Regions from separate parts of the Mus musculus genome. Here region 2 is linked to region 1. The links are chromatin loops, found by intact Hi-C in ENCODE. Cell type or tissue: heart. All regions are shown on one strand.

What was found. Peaks named below come from ENCODE experiments on the same cell type or tissue, not always from the same donor. Only the 100,000 strongest peaks of a DNase experiment are listed, where the experiment ranks them.
Region 2: it touches region 1 in a loop (16-fold over the local background); 4 of 42 quality-filtered maps call a loop at or near these places.

Annotation. Positions count from the first base shown.
Region 1 is chr6:70,465,509-70,473,508 of GRCm38, forward strand. It overlaps Igk. Among named protein-coding and RNA genes, the nearest start is that of Gm46962, 250 kb to the left of the region's middle. In heart, no CTCF peak of the experiment used is centred here; no DNase peak of the experiment used is centred here.
Region 2 is chr6:70,706,098-70,714,097 of GRCm38, forward strand. Gm46961 (a long non-coding RNA gene) reads right to left here. Exons shown (of 3, transcript XR_001785273.2): 3 at 6,982-7,151. It also overlaps Igk. Among named protein-coding and RNA genes, the nearest start is that of Gm46961, 8.8 kb to the right of the region's middle. In heart, CTCF peaks have their summits at 3,384 (motif pointing left) and 7,209 (motif pointing right); a DNase peak (open chromatin) is centred at 3,394; H3K4me3 peaks cover 347 bases.

The DNA.
Region 1 (8,000 bases):
ATTTAGTTTTAATATGAAATATCTTGTTTTTTCCATCTATGGTAATTGAGAGTTTTGCTGGGTATAGTAGTTTGGGCTGGCATTTGTGTTCTCTTAGGCTCTGTACGAGATCTGCCCAGGATCTTCTAGCTTTAATAGTTTCTGTTGAGAACTCTGGTGTAATTCTGATACATGTTATTTGACCTTTTCCCCATACTGCTTTTAATATTCTTTCCTTGTTTTGTGCATTTAGTGTTTTGACTATTACATGATAGCAGGAATTTCTTTTCTGGTCCAATCTATTTGGAGTCCTGTAGGCTTCAGTAGACGTTCCTAACACTTCCCTGAGCCCACTCACCTGGTACCCAGAATAGTAGCACCTATATCAGGAGAACAGCTGACTTCATCTCTGAGAGTTGGTCTAGAGGTGGCTTCTTAAGGCAGTGAAAATGAGCCTTCACATATATTTGAGCATCTGGAACCACTGGCTATTCATACAACATGCAAAGTTGCTCAGTAAAGCATATGCTCTAAAGGACACCTGCTTTGTCTCAGGGGTAGTCGGGGTTGGCAAAACCATTCATAGAGCATCTCAAGCACATCCCAGGGATTTCATGACTACCATGGACAACTTTCACCCCATTTCTTTAAAATAATTTCATACAATTTATTCAATATATTTTAATTGTTTCTCCTCTCCCAACTTTAGATCCCTCCTACCTCCCTACAGCTTATTTATTTAGTTTCTGAGTTTACAAGATGTCATCTTTGTGAAGTGAACAAAATTTTAGTCAAGATCTCTAAAGAAATGAAGTGAGAAACATAAATTGATTTTCATCTAACTGGACCCACATTTAAAGCTCTAATTTTGTCATCTTTTTCCTCTCTGTCTCTGTCTCTCTCTGCCTCTCTCTGTCTCTCTCTGCCTCTCTCTGTCTCTCTCTCTTTCTCTCTCTTTCTCTCTCTCTCTCTCTGTGCGAGTGTAAGAGAAATAATGGGAGAGGATATTTAAGAATGAAGTTAAGCCCATATGTTTCATCTTCCACAAAACTAAATTCAAAGAAAAACTCAAAAACTGAAACTTCTAGAGAAAAGCAAAGGCAGATCTCTAAGTGGTATATGACTAGAAAGGACTTCTGAATAGGATTTCATTTTCCCAAATGTTAAAATCATCTATTACCTAGTGAAACATCAGGAAACTAAAATGTTCCAAGATTGCTAAAGATAACATAGTCAGGATGAGACGAAATCCACAGACAAGGAGAGAGCTATTTGCCAGGTAAATGCCTAACAGGATTAATATCCGAAACAAAGCACTCAAACAAAACAAAGAGTTTAAAAATAATTACAACAAACAAACCCAAATAGCTCATTCCAAAAATTGGCTTATTATCTGAAGAGTCCTCAAAACTAGAGATAAAAATGGGTAAGAGATATCTTTAAACTTTATTCCTAGCAATTAGAGAAATGTAAATCAAAACAACTTTGAGATTTCATCTTGCCCCACTCAGAGTGGCAAAGATCAATGAAACATCTGTTCTCAAATGCTGGAGAGGATAAGAGGAAAAGGGGACCCTTACCCACTGGTGGGAAGGTTGCAAACTAGTCTAGTCACTCTGGAAATCAGTGTAGATAACAAAATAAAAATATAAAATAAATCTATCATATGACCCAACTATTACAATCCTTCCATAAGGACAAAAGATTCTATCAACCCCTTGTTCCACAGATACATGCCCATTATGTACCTTGAAAACAACCTAAATATTCTTTATCAGACAAGAGGATAATGTTGCCCATATACACTATGAAATATTATTCAGTTATAAAGAAAAATAATATTTGAAGGTAATTGAAAGAACAAGTAAAGATCATAATATGTGAGGTAACCCACACCCAGAAAAACAAACAGTACATATTCTCTCATCAGAAACTCCTAGTTCCAAATCCACATTCAAGTCTATAACCTAGAGTAACTGAAGAAACTATAAAGTTAAAATGGGATATCTGGAGATATGGCTTAGTGGTTAAGAACACTAAGATCATTAGCTGCTCTTCTAGAGGTCCTAAGTTAAAATTCCAGAAAACACATAGCAGCTCACCACCACCTATAACGTAATACTTTGTGCTTTTCTGTTATTCAGGCTTGCATGCAAATATAACATGGGAATATGGGAAAAGGAAACAATAGGTAGGAGAATATAAGTGATTCAAGGTGGAAAATATGTATTTTAACTAGGTGTAGAGTGAGAAATATAGAAAGAGATCAGATACTAAAATAACAGAAAGGGTGTCTGGAAAAGTCCTAAGAAGACATGATTAAGTATCTACCTATAAAACCTCTCTCTCTCTCTCTCTCTCTCTCTCTCTCTCTCTCTCTCTCTCTCTCTCTCTCTCTCTCTGTGTGTGTGTGTGTGTGTGTGTGTGTGTGTGTGTGTGTGTGTGTTTGTGTGATGTATATGATATACATATTAGTTTAAATAAAATTTTCTGATTTAAGCTTATAATTATCCCTCAAGATCCATAGACAATTTTTAAAAGGCATTAAATGTTCTCTTTTTATCATTAGCTATTTTGCCTTTGGTTGCCACCCAGAGGTAGAAGAAGGTAAAGCCATATTGCATTTTGTTCATGGACCTAGAGGACCCAAATTGGATATTACCTGAATATATACCCTCTTTGAGAACTAGATTTCATAATACAAGAAAGCACCATACAAGCTTCCAAATGAATGTCTATGAACCAGAGCAATGTCCAGCATGCATGATAACCCCAAGGCTGCAATAATAACACATATATTTGCCAGTAACCAACAGCTCTCTGATTGAACTTAAAGCCCATTATACAAGAGGTATATAATGCCTAGTACTGGAAACAGCAGAAAGGGATGAAATTTTTTGGAAGGTTACTGGATATTGTCAAAACCTATGATATACTTGAAAGATATTGCTTTGATGATGCTTGTTTGCAATGAGTATACTTCAGTAAAGAATTTTAAGGGGTAGCAGTATGACTCAGAAGGTAATTCACTTGCCATCAAGCCAGATGTCAGACCTGAATTTAATTCCCACAACTCACATGACAGAGAGGGCAACATACACAAAGATAATTAAACAACTAAAATGTGATAAAATAATTACAAGAATTTATGAAAAGAAAAGAAAAATGGAAAGAATGAGTACTTGTAAGAAAGTGAGAAATCCAACAAGCCAATATGCCAGAACACCAAGCAGGGTGTCCATGGAACTTTTCCGCTCTCCTTTCCCCCAGACACCATTCTCAAGATTACTGCTAACTCTGCAACAGGACACTAGGTGGAGCCTCTCCTCCCTACTGTCTACACTTGCTATAGATCCCACAGACAGTACCCCTAGCTTGTCCTCTCCCATTCATCAATATATCCCAGTCCCCAGTTCAGATGAATTCTCCCTGTTCAACCACAGACCATTTCTGCCAGAAGACCAGGTAGGCAGCCTGCAGACCTTCTCCACTCTCTATTCCTCCAGGCCCAGGTCTCAGAGTCACCCCAAGCTCTGCAACAGAACATGAGCTTAGCTCTCCCTCCCTCCCTCCATCCCTACCCACTTACCTCCAGTCCATTCCCCCTGTGTATCTCACAAACCATCACCTTCTGCCTCCACTCCCACCCTTGTGGCTTTTTACCAGCCCCCAACACAGACAGAAAATTCCTACTCAACAACAGGCTATATTGGCCCCTACTCAAAATGAAAGTATTAATTAAATAGATGGGAGGCAGCTCTTAAAGGCAAATACCATAAAAGATTATACACAGATGCCAGAAGTGCTGCTGGGTGGTTGGATCAAATCCAAGCTTATTGTGAGTAGCTACACAAATTACTTCTACTGCATTCTATCATGACTGGTTTCCAAGGGCACTGAATAGAACAGAATTTGTAATCAACTTGAGCATGAGAAAGATTCCTAGTAGAAGGAGATACAACCAGTGAGAAAGTTTTCTTATATTACTAACAGAACAAAATGACAGGCTAGGCAGGTAAAAGTTACCTAGAACTTAACATCTTACCTAGGCCTTAACATTTCATCTAGGCCTTAAAATTTTAACTAGACCTTAACATGTTCTACTAGTATTATGTGAAAACTAAATAATATTAATGTAGATAGAACTCACTCTCCTGTTCTAATTACTCTCTGTGAGGCTTACTTCCTACCTTGGCTAACCTAGTCCAAGTCCTGGAAGCTTCTAGCCTCAGGATCAATGTAATATTGGCCTAAAACATTTTAAGACTCTGACAGTTGCTGCTGAATAAGCTCACATTTTCTTATTCTTTTTTAATTCAAGCTCACTGTTTCAACTCAGCTACTCTGGTTCAAACTCCTCTCCCAGATGACTTAATCAAACTGTCTCTTCTCTCAGCCTCTGAATTGTTTTGATTGGATTCAATGAACTCTAGCAATCTTTCATAATCTTCTGACTCCTTCTCAGTCTCTTGATCATTTTATCTTAACCTGTGTCTAGCTTGTTCTATCTACATTCTGCTTCTGTAAAACTATCTCAGTAGGAGCCATCTTGAGTCCCAGGTCCCTCAGAGATCAGTCTGCGCAGGTGAGAGAGCAGACTACAGAAGGAACACAGCTTCTGGAACAGCCCCCATTTCAGGCTCCAGACATCTGGGCACCTTCTGCATCAGAGGAGAGGTATCCAACTGGGAGGGCTCTGAACGCCAGAGCAGGTGAGAGCAATCTTGTGTCCCACATCCCTCAGAGACCAGTCGGTGCAGGTGAGCATGCAGACTGCAGAGGAAACACATCTTCTCGGACAGGTCCTGTTTGGGGCCTTCATCTTCAACCTGGAGGCAGGTCCAATCGCCAGATATCTGTCAACCTTCCCTGCAAGAGGAGAGCTTGCCTGCAGAAAGTATTCTGACTAATGAGACTCGGGAGAGAGCTGGACGCTCAGAACTGCTGACATAGGCTAACAGAATCACAGGAGGAACAAGCTCCAACCAGAGACAACTATAACAACTAACTCCAGAGATTACCAGATAGCGAAAGGCAAATGTAAGAATCTTACCAACAGAAACCAAGACTTCTCACCATCATCAGAACCCAGCATTTCCACCTCAACCAGTCCTGGATGCCCCAACACACCAGAAAAGAAAGACTCGGATTTAAAATAATATCTTATGATGCTGATAGAGGATGTCAAGAAGGGCATTAATAACTCACTTAAAGAAATACAGGAGAATAGTGCTAAAGACGTAGAAGCCCTTAAAGTGGAAACACAAAAATCCCTTAAAGAGCTACAAGAAAACACAACCAAACAGGTGATAGAATTGAACAAAACCAACCAAGACCTAAAAAAGGAAGTAGAAACAATAAAGAAAACCCAAAGTAAGAAAACTCTGGAGATAGAAACCCTAGGAAAGAAATCAGGAACCATAGATGAACATTTCCTTAAAAACACATCTTTGTTTTACACTTATCCTGCTTCCATTGATTGGGGTATTCAACTGTGTCAGGGGACTTGCCTTATGAAGCATTCATGTCTGAACCTGCTAACCAGGATGTCAGTTATCCATCTACATGTCTCTTTCCTTCGAAGAAAAAGAATACAGGAGATGGAAGAGAGAATCTCAGGTGCATAAAATTCCATAGATAACATGGGCATAACAATCAAAGAAAATGCAAAATGCAAAAATATCCTATCTCAAAACATCCAGGAAATCAAGGACACAATGAAAAGACCAAACCTACAGATATTAGGAGTAGATGAGAATGAAGATTTTCACCTTAAAGGGCCAGCAAATATCTTCAACAAAATTCTAGTAGAAAACTTCCCAAACCTAAAAAAAGAGATGTCCATGAACATACAAGAAGCCTATAGAACTCCAAATAGACTGGACCAGAAAAGAAATTCCTCCCGACACATGATGATCAAAACAACAAATGCACTAAATAAAGATAGAATATTGAAAGCAATAAAGGAAAAAGGTCAAGTAACATATAAAGGCAGGCCTATTAGAATTACACCAGACATCTCACCAGAAACTATGAAAGCCAGATGATCCTGGACAGGTGTTTTACAGACCCTAAGAGAACACAAATGCCAGCCCAGGCTACTATACCGAGCAAAATTTTCAATTACCATAGATGGAGAAACCAAAGAATTCCATGATAAAACCAAATTCACACAATAATTTTCCATGAATCCACCCCTTCAAAGGATAATAAAGGGAAAACACCAACACAAGGAGAGTAACTACACCCAAGAAAAAGCAAGAAAGTAACCCTTCAACAAACCTAAAAGAACAGAATCCCAACTTTAATAACAAAATTATCAGAAAGCAACAATTGCTTTTTTAAAATTTCTCTTAATATCAATGGACTCAATATCCCAATAAAAAGACATAGACTAATAGACTGGCTACACAAACAGATCCCAACATTTTGCTGCTTACAGGAAACCCATCTCAGGAAAAAAAACAGACACTACCTCAGAGCAAAAGGCTGGAAAAGAATTTTCCAAGCAAATGTTCCAAAGAAACAAGCTGGAGTAGCAATTCTAAAATGGAATAAAATTGACTTCCAACAAAAAAAGTTATCAAAAAAGACAAGGAGGAGCACTTCATACCCAAAGGTAAAATCTACCACGATGAACTCTGAATTATGAATATCTATGCTCCAAATGCAAGGGCAGCCACATTCATTAAAGAAATTTTAGTAAAGCTCAAAGCACAATATTAGTGGGAGACTTCAATACCCCACTCTCACCAATGGACAGATCCTGGAAACAGAAACTAAACAAAGACACATGGACACTAACATAAGTTATGGAACAAATGGATTTAATAGATATCTACAGAACATTTTATCATAAAACAAAAGGATATACCTTCTTCTCAGCGCCACACGGTACATCCTCCAAAATTGACCATATAATTGGTCACAAAACAGGCCTCCACAGATACAAAATATTGAAATTATCCCATGCATTCTGTCTGACCACCACAGACAAAGGCTGATCTTCAATAACAACATAAATAATAGAATGCCAACATTCACGTGGAAACTGAACAACACTCTACTCAATGATTACTTGGTCAAGGATTAAAAGAAGAAAGAAATTAAAGACTTTTTAGAGTTTAATGAAAATGAAACCACAACATACAGAAACTTATGGGACACAATGCAGGCAGTCCTAAGAGGAAAACTCATTGCCCAGAGTGACTCCAAAAAGAAACTAGAGAGAGCATACACTAGCAGACTGACAGCACACCTAGAAGCTCCACAACTAAAGGAAGCAAATTCACCCAAGAGGAGTAGACAGCAGGAAATAATCAAAGTCAGGGCTGAAATCAACCAAGTGGAAACAACAACAACAACAAAAAAAAAAAAAAAACTATTCAAAAAAATCAACCAAACCAGGAGCTGGTTCTTTGAGAAAATCAACAAGATAGAAGAACCCTTAGCCAGACTAACTAGTGGGCACAGGGACAGTATCCTAATTAACAAAATCAGAAATGAAAAAGGAGACATAACAACATAACCTGAGTAAATCCAAAACATCATCAGATCCTACTATAAGAGGCTGTACGCAACAAAACTAGAAAACTGGGATGAAATGAACAACTTCCTAGACAGATACCAGGTACCAAAGTTAAATCAAGATCAGATAAACTATCTAAAAAGTCCCATTTCCCCTAAAGAAATAGAAGCAATCATCAATAGTCTCCCAACCAAAAAATAAAAGCCCAGGACCAGATAGGTAGTGCAGAGTTCTATAAGACCTTCAAAGAAGACCTAATTCCAACTCTCCACAAACTATTCTACAAAATAGAAACAGAAAGTACTCTACCCAATTCATTCCATGAAGCCACAATTACTCTGATACCTAAGCTGCACAAAGATCCAACAAAAAAAGATAAATTCAGACCAATTTCTCTTTTGAATATCTATGCAAAAATATTAAATAAAATTCTTGCTAACCGAATCCAAGAACACATCAAAAAGATCATGACCAAATAGGCTTCATCTCAGGG
Region 2 (8,000 bases), 240 kb after region 1:
TGGGCAGGAAGAATAGTCAAGAATATGATGTCTACTCTCTAAAGTGTGAATAGAAAACAAAGGCTCTGAGTCTATAGCAAGCCACTCAAACAGCACCAGACAAGATAAAATCTGCTGTAATTCTAGGAGAAATCCAGAAATATGGAGGTGAGTGAGTTCCTTCAACACCGTCAATGACTGAAAAATGCCATCATAGCATAGAATGTATATTTAAAAGTGGAATTAACAGTGTTGGTTAAGTATGAATATATATGACTATATATGACTAAATATGAATATATGACCAGGAAACAGGAAAAGTATCTTTGCCTGGCAGATTTGAAGTATGTTTTGAGAATGAGTACTATATTAGCTACAAATAAGAGAAATAAACTTATGAATGAAAAACAATAACTAGGGCCTAGAGAGATAGCTTATCAGTTAAGAGTTCTTGCTGCTTTTCTAGAAGACCCAAATTTTATTCACAGCACCCTTGCTGGGCACCTCACAAGTACCTGTAACTCCAGCTTCATGAAATCTGATGCCCTCTTCTGACCTCTGTGGGCATCTGTATGTATGTGTAGCATTCATGCATACACATACACATAAATAAAGATAATCTTGACATAAGAGAAAATAAGTGGATAAGCTTTGACTATAATTTCATAAAATTGCATTTACTTTAAAAAAACCAAGTGATAAAGATGTAAGATGTTTATACGATAATTTTCTAACTAAAACCGGGTGAAAAGAAGAAATTATATTAGAATTATTTATATTATATATGTGTATATATGAAGTGACCACATTTAAAATGTGTGGTAGTATTCAAATGTAAATATCAGTATTCCAGTGATTATGTGTTATTTATTCATGCATTCAGAAAACAAGTGTGCACATAGATAGAGCAACTGTTCAATTAAGGACATAGAAATGGAAAGACAAACCTATGAAAAGCAAATAAAACATCATAAAGAATAAAAGCAGAACCACCAACAGATTGGAAAAGGATCTTTACCTATCCCAAATCAGATAGGGGACTTATATCCAATATATATAAAGAACTCAAGAAGGTGGACTCCATAAAATCAAATAACCCCATTAAAAAGAGGCTCAGAACTGAAGAAAGAATTCTCGCCCGAGGAATACCGAATGGCAGAGAAGCACCTGAAAAAATGTTCAACATCCTTAATCATCAGGGAAATGCAAATCAAAACAACCCTGAGATTCCATCTCACACCAGTCAGAATGGCTAAGATGAAAAGTTCAGGTAACAGCAGATGCTGGCGAGGATGTGGAGAAAGAGAAACACTCCTCCATTGTTGGTGGGATTGCAAGCTTGTACAACCACTCTGGAAATCAGTCTGGCGGTTCCTCAGAAAATTGGACATAGTACTACTGGAGGATCCAGCAATACCTCTCCTGGGCATATATCCAGAAGATGTCCCAACCGGTAAGAAGGTCACATGCTCCACTATGTTCATAGCAGCTTTATTTATAATAGCCAGAAGCTGGAAAGAACCCAGATGCCCCTCAACAGAGGCATGGATACAGAAAATGTGGTACATTTACACAATGGAGTACTACTCAGCTATTAAAAAGGATGAATTTATGAAATTCCTAGGCAAATGGATGGACCTGGAGGGCATCATCCTGAGTGAGGTAACCCAATCACAAAGGAACTCTCACAATATGTACTCACTGATAAGTGGATATTAGCCCAGAAACTTAGGATACCCAAGATATAAGATACAATTTGCTAAACACATTAAACTCAAGAGAACAAAGACCAAAGGGTGGACACTTTGCCCCTTCTTAGAATAGAAAACAAAACACCCATGGAAGGAGTTACAGAGACAAAATTTGGAAGTGTGATGAAAGGATGGACCATCTAGTGATTGCCATATCCAGAGATCCATCCCATGATCAGCTTCCAAACGCTGACACCATTGCATACACTAGCAAGATTTTGCTGAAAGGACCCAGATATAGCTGTCTCTTGTGAGACTATGCCAGGGCCTAGCAAACACAGAAGTGGATGCTCACAGTCAGCTATTGAATGGATCACAGGGCCCCCAATGGAGGAGCTAGAGAAAGCACCCAAGGAACTAAAGGGAACTGCAACCCTACAGGTGGAACAACAATATGAACTAACCAGTACCCCGGAGCTCTTGTCTCTAGCTGCATATGTATCAAAAGATGGCCTAATAGGCCATCACTTGAAAGAGAGGCCCATTGGACTTGCAAACTTTATATGCCCCAGTACAGGGGAATGCCAGGGCCAAAAAGGGGGAGTGGGTGGGTAGGGGAGTGGGGGGGGTGGGTGGGTATGGGGGACTTTTGGTATAGCATTGGAAATGTAAATGAGCTAAATACCTAATAAAAAAATGGGGAAAAAAGAATAAAAGCAGAAACTAATGAAAAATGTGGTTATAAAGTGAATAAAACTGTGATTGAAATATCTTTCTCTTGAAAAGGATCATTAAAACAGATGAATATTGAGCTATTTAAAGGTAAAACATGCCAAAAATCATGTTATGAAGGAGCAAAGAGAAAACAACTGTATCTATAGCTCCTGAAGAGCTTAAGTTTGGAGGAGTGTGTCCTGCTTTTAAAGAGGTAGAACCATGCTGTAGATGAAGCCCATGATGTTCTGTGAAAAGAGAAGTAACCCTGACTCCAGAAGATGTGTTCAACTGGAAAAGATCAATAATCAAAGATCGTAAAACAATTGGGAGAGACCCACCATCCCCTCCTCTGTGGGAAAGTTCAAGGTCATTTTCTTGAAAAGTTCTAGCATATGTTTTTGGAGTAGTAGTAGTTGTTGCTGTTGTTGTTGTTGATGATGATGATGATGATGTTGTTGTTGTTGTTGTTGTTATATAAACCTTCTTTGGAGCATAGAAAACTACAAAAACAGAAACAAAAAACAAAAAAAAATATCTATTTCAGATAACCTATATTCAATACAGCTGCATTAATGAGGCAATTTATCATCAATGAAGCATCACCTATTGTTGATTTGTTAAAGATTATTTATCTTCAATATAAGTAAAAGCCTGATAACTGGCCCTGTTGACTGTGGCTTTTACTGCTGTTTCTCTGTGCTGAAACTATCCATACAAAATAGAAATAAAGTCTGAAAAGTCAAAAAAAACACAATGTTCTGATAGTTGGAAACCGTGTGTATATGTGGGGTGGGGGAGGGGGTAATGCTCATAAATGTGTGACAGAGAGATAGGGGAAGAGGAGAAAGACAGATCTTCTAAAAACAACAGTCTGGTCCCATTATGGGGGTGGAGACCTGGCCAAATTGAGATCTCTGCTTTTGTTTGCAGGACAGTTCTGTGACCCATGACTGGGCCTCTGTAGACTTGCCGCTTATACAACACTGCCATCTGCTGATACAGCATTAGCACCCTGACTTGCTCTGGTGATAAACTGGAGGCACTGTGAGATCATTTCCTTGTCACTGTTTCCTGTGCCACACCCATTCATATGTACTAGAAATAGTCTGAGAAGAAAAAGACGTTCAGATAGGAAGGGAGCATGTAATGTACCTATATATCTACATAGATACTTACTCAAGGGGAGGGAGGGTTTGGTGTGTGTGTGTGTGTATCTCCCGTGCACACACACACACACGAAAAAGTTGGAGAGGAAAGATTTTTTTTTTAAACAACAGTCTGATCCCATTATAGAGGTGGAGACCTGACAAGATTCAGATCACTGGCTTTGTTTGCAGGCCAGCTCAGTGACCCATGATCGGGCCTCCGTAGGCTCACTGCTTATACAGCACTGCCATCTGCTGACACAGCTTCTCTGTTGACACAGCTTCTGCCCCCTGCCATGCTCAGATAATGAGCTGTTCATTGGCTCTGTGAGATCGATTCCTTTTCATTGCTTTCATTTTTGATATCTAAACAATGTTTCTACAATTCAGAGACACAAACAAATTGTATAAATAACTTCAATTTTACAAGTTAACATTTTCCACCTTTTACTGGTATCAAACGGCTTGCCGTGGTTCTGACCTGCCAAGATAGGGAGTAAAGCTCTCTTTGGTCTCTAGTCCCAGGCCTTGGAGTTCCAAAAGCCTGGGTTTGGAGGGAGTCCCAGAAGTTTACAGCTCCAAGCCCTGAGAGCTAGAGGCCTACTGTTCCAGGTTTTGAAATCCAACAGGATGACTAGGGAGAGGTGGCTCAGTGGTTAAGATGTGCCCTGCTTTTTCAGAGGATGTAAGTTCAGTTCCTAGCACCCATATCAGGCAGCTCACATGCAGTTACATATAACAGCCTGTAATTTCATCTCCAAGGATCTGAACATCTCTTCTGGCCTCCTCAAGCACTGTGTTCACATGCATGCACAGTGTGTGTGTGTGTGTGTGTGTGTGTGTGTGTGTGTGTGTGTGTGTGTACTATATATACACACATATATAGTAGAGTGAGTTGAGCTGGTAGCCTGGGGTGTCTGACACCTTGGCCCTTTGACAGTTCCTTAGAAATCTCCCAGTACCAGGGCCAGAAGTTTCTTGTCTTCAGCAGCTGTCTCTATTGCCTCTGCTCCTCCTCATCTCTACCACAGCCTTTTGATGTCACTGCCGATGTCACCAAGGACACTTCCTTCACCACTGACATTGCCTTCATTGTCCCTGCTTCCTTCCTTTCCTCATGTTACCAGCTCAACTCACTCTACTAATGATAAAACGCAAAAATAGGCAAGACCGGGCCTTTTATTGCAACTTAATGCTTCAGCTTCAACACCAGAGAGCAACATCTAGCTGGTATCTCCAGGTTAACTTGCAGAGTGAACCAAGCAGAGCACTTATATAGCCAGAGTGGGAGTGTGTCCAGTGTGTGTGCACGTGGCAGTACATCACACCAATGAAGAACAGTATTCTCACCAAGCATGAAGGGCTGCACCTGTCCCAATCACAGCAGTCCCTCAGACACTCAGAATGAAGTCACACACCTTCAGACTGCCTTCTTGACTGATATTCCTTCATTCAAGGCCATACATAGCTCCATAGGATGAAGCAGTCTTAATTTACCATTCAAATCATCCAAGCTATCAGGAAAATTGACATTAAGAAACACATCTACAATAAAGTTGTCATTCACAGTGATTTAACAATAGGTTAAGAATGCATAGCTCCTGCCTCAGTGATCCCATGAGTAATGGGCCTCCTAATATGACTGTTTTACTTATCCCACCATCCAACCACCCTTGGCAACCACCACACACATCTCTTTGACATGTGTGTATGAGATATTTTAATCATATTCAAGGCTGATTACCTTCTCTTATCTCCCTCACATTCTAACTACATCCCTGCTAACTTTGTGTCCGTTTTTAAGGTTTATTTTTATTTATGTGTATGTGTGTGTGTCTGTTATGGACCATGAGAATGTGTCCAATCGCCTGGACCTGGAGTTACAAACAGTTGTGAATTGCCTGCTGTGGGTGCTGGGAATCAAATTCAGGCCCTCTGCAGGAGCGTCAAGTGTTCTTGGCCGCTAAGCCACCTTCCCACAACCCCACACACTTTTTGATAACCCGTTAGCTGAGGTAACTTACATAAACTCGGGTTAGGGGTTATTTAACAAAGCATGATCAACTTAGCAGTGGGTATATCACTGAAGAAACTTTTGTTCCCTCCCCTAGCAACTATTAACAGCCAAAAGCTGTTTAGAAAAGGGTAGGGGCCTTAAAAGCCCCAATTAACCTAATTAGAAGTCCTTAACTGACTATAAATCTTAAAGGAAAAGAAGAGCCTCATAAGCCCCTGCCCTGCCCGTGATGGAATATTGGCAGGCCAGATCTTCTGGTTGTGAGAAAGTAATCAAGCTGCTCTGAGTCCGTGAGTGCAACAGCCATGTCTGATTCCCAAGGATGGTGCACAAAGCCCCTTTCCTTCCACCAACTCTGTGTTCTTTCTACCCCTTCTCCTGCAGTGTACTCTGAACCTTGTATGGTGATGACATAAACGAACCATTGATGACTGAGCACTCAATCATCCCTTATTTTCAGCGCTTTGACCCGTTATAAGTCTCTGCATAAAACACACACACACACACACACAAGGGAGGAGGGTCTGAGCAACACTAATCTATAGGTTTTCAACCTAGCAATATTTACAAGGCCATTCAAAAAACAAACCATGTCCATTTAGTGAAACAACAGCAGTAAGTTTCCCACTAGGGCCTTTAACCACACCCCCATAAGCCTTTAACCAGGTTTACAGTAGCAGGAATGAATACTGTGGAGTGGACCTCAAACCCAATCAGAAAATGGTTGGTTACCCCCATTCTAGCCATACCACTATTGCTCCAGTGGGCATATCTTACCTGCCGTGGGGTCGATCCAATAGGGCACAGGGTCTATAGCTAAATGCAACTGCTGACTAGCTCCTTCACCCAGAAGACTGTGCACCATCGTCTGGCACTGTGAAATCCACCCAGCTGAAAGGAAGCCTCCAATCGGCTCCATCTGGGCTTTTCCATGGTCTACAACCAGGAGCATGGTGTATCCAGCAATAGGGTCTTAGCATCTAGAAATTAGCTATGGTAATTGCCTATATTGTTTGAAGGACCTTAAGGACCTCAATGACCAACATATAGCATGGAATCTCACCCCTGGCACCAGGATTTTTATTTAATAACCTATGGCTTCCGGGAGCAGCTTTATCCTCCCATGCAGGGTACCTCACACCAACTCCTTTTTATTAATTGTACGTTAAATCACTTGCAAAGTAGTATTCTTCCTTACGGCTTTTTCATGCACCCTCACGCAGCTTTGAATGGCCATCTCTCCCCCCTCTCCTCTTTCCCATTTTTCTGCACTACATTCCTACTTCCTACAAAATTTGTCCTAAACAGTTTTTCCTTTCTCTCCACCATTGTCCCTTCCAAGATTCCTAGATTTTGGTTACCTTAAATGCCAACAAGGTACAATTTTCAGAGGCTTTACAGTAACAGAAAAAAAAGAGGTTACAAGGTACTTTTCAAATTTATTGATGGGCACAGGAGTGCAGGTTAAAGCAAAGTGGGGAACCTCTGCTACAGACCTCGGATGCTATCTGACGGTCCCAGTGTTTGCCGTGAGGATGCTGCTCGGCCAACAACTCAAGTCAGGATGAGTTGGGATCTGTTCTTGTATTCCAAAGGATTTACCTAACAGTCACAAAGATGATAGGTCACAGACGGCAGTAAATGGCCTCAAGTAGCAGTTAATGGCCACTTGAGGGAGCTAAAGATAACTTGTCTCTGGGCCTGCACAGATTCCACCCCTCCACAGTCACTGAAGTTCTTTATTATCATTATTGTTGTTGCTGCTGTTGTTGTTGTTGTTTTATATCCATAAATGTTGCCGCCCCCGCCCCCAGCCTCCCTTTGCAGATTTCTTCCCCAACACCCCCTTAGCTTCTAAGAGGGTACCCCCACCCCAGTCATCCCGCTTCCCTCAGGCATCAAGTCTTTACAGGATTAGCTCATGCTCTCCCACTGAAGCCAAACAAATATGTCTGCTACATATGTGCGGGGGAGGACGGGGGGGGGGGGGGGGACTCGGACCAGCCCATATATGCTCTTTGGTTGCTGGATTTCTCTCTGGGAGCTCTCAGGGGTCTGGGTTAGATGACACTCTTCATCTTCCTATAGAGTTGCCATCCCTTCCTTTCCTTCAGTCCTTCCCCTAAGTCCTTCCCCTAACTCTCCCATAGGGGTCCCCGACTTCAGTTCAATGGTTGGCAGTAAATATCTGTCTCAGTCAAGGGCTGGTAGAGCCTCTCAGAGGACAGTCATCCAGGCTCCTGTCTGCAAGCACAACGTAGCATCAATAATGGCGTCAGGGTTCTAATCGGTGATTCAGCCTTTGTAAAGTGGTCAACGTAAGGTGCAGGTTCTTGGGGAGGGACTTGAAGGGGACACGAGGACTTTAATTCACATGGATAAAATAGAAGACTGCCTCTATGAGAAAGGTGAGTCTGTGGACTAAATGGATTCTTTCCCGCAGAGAGAAAT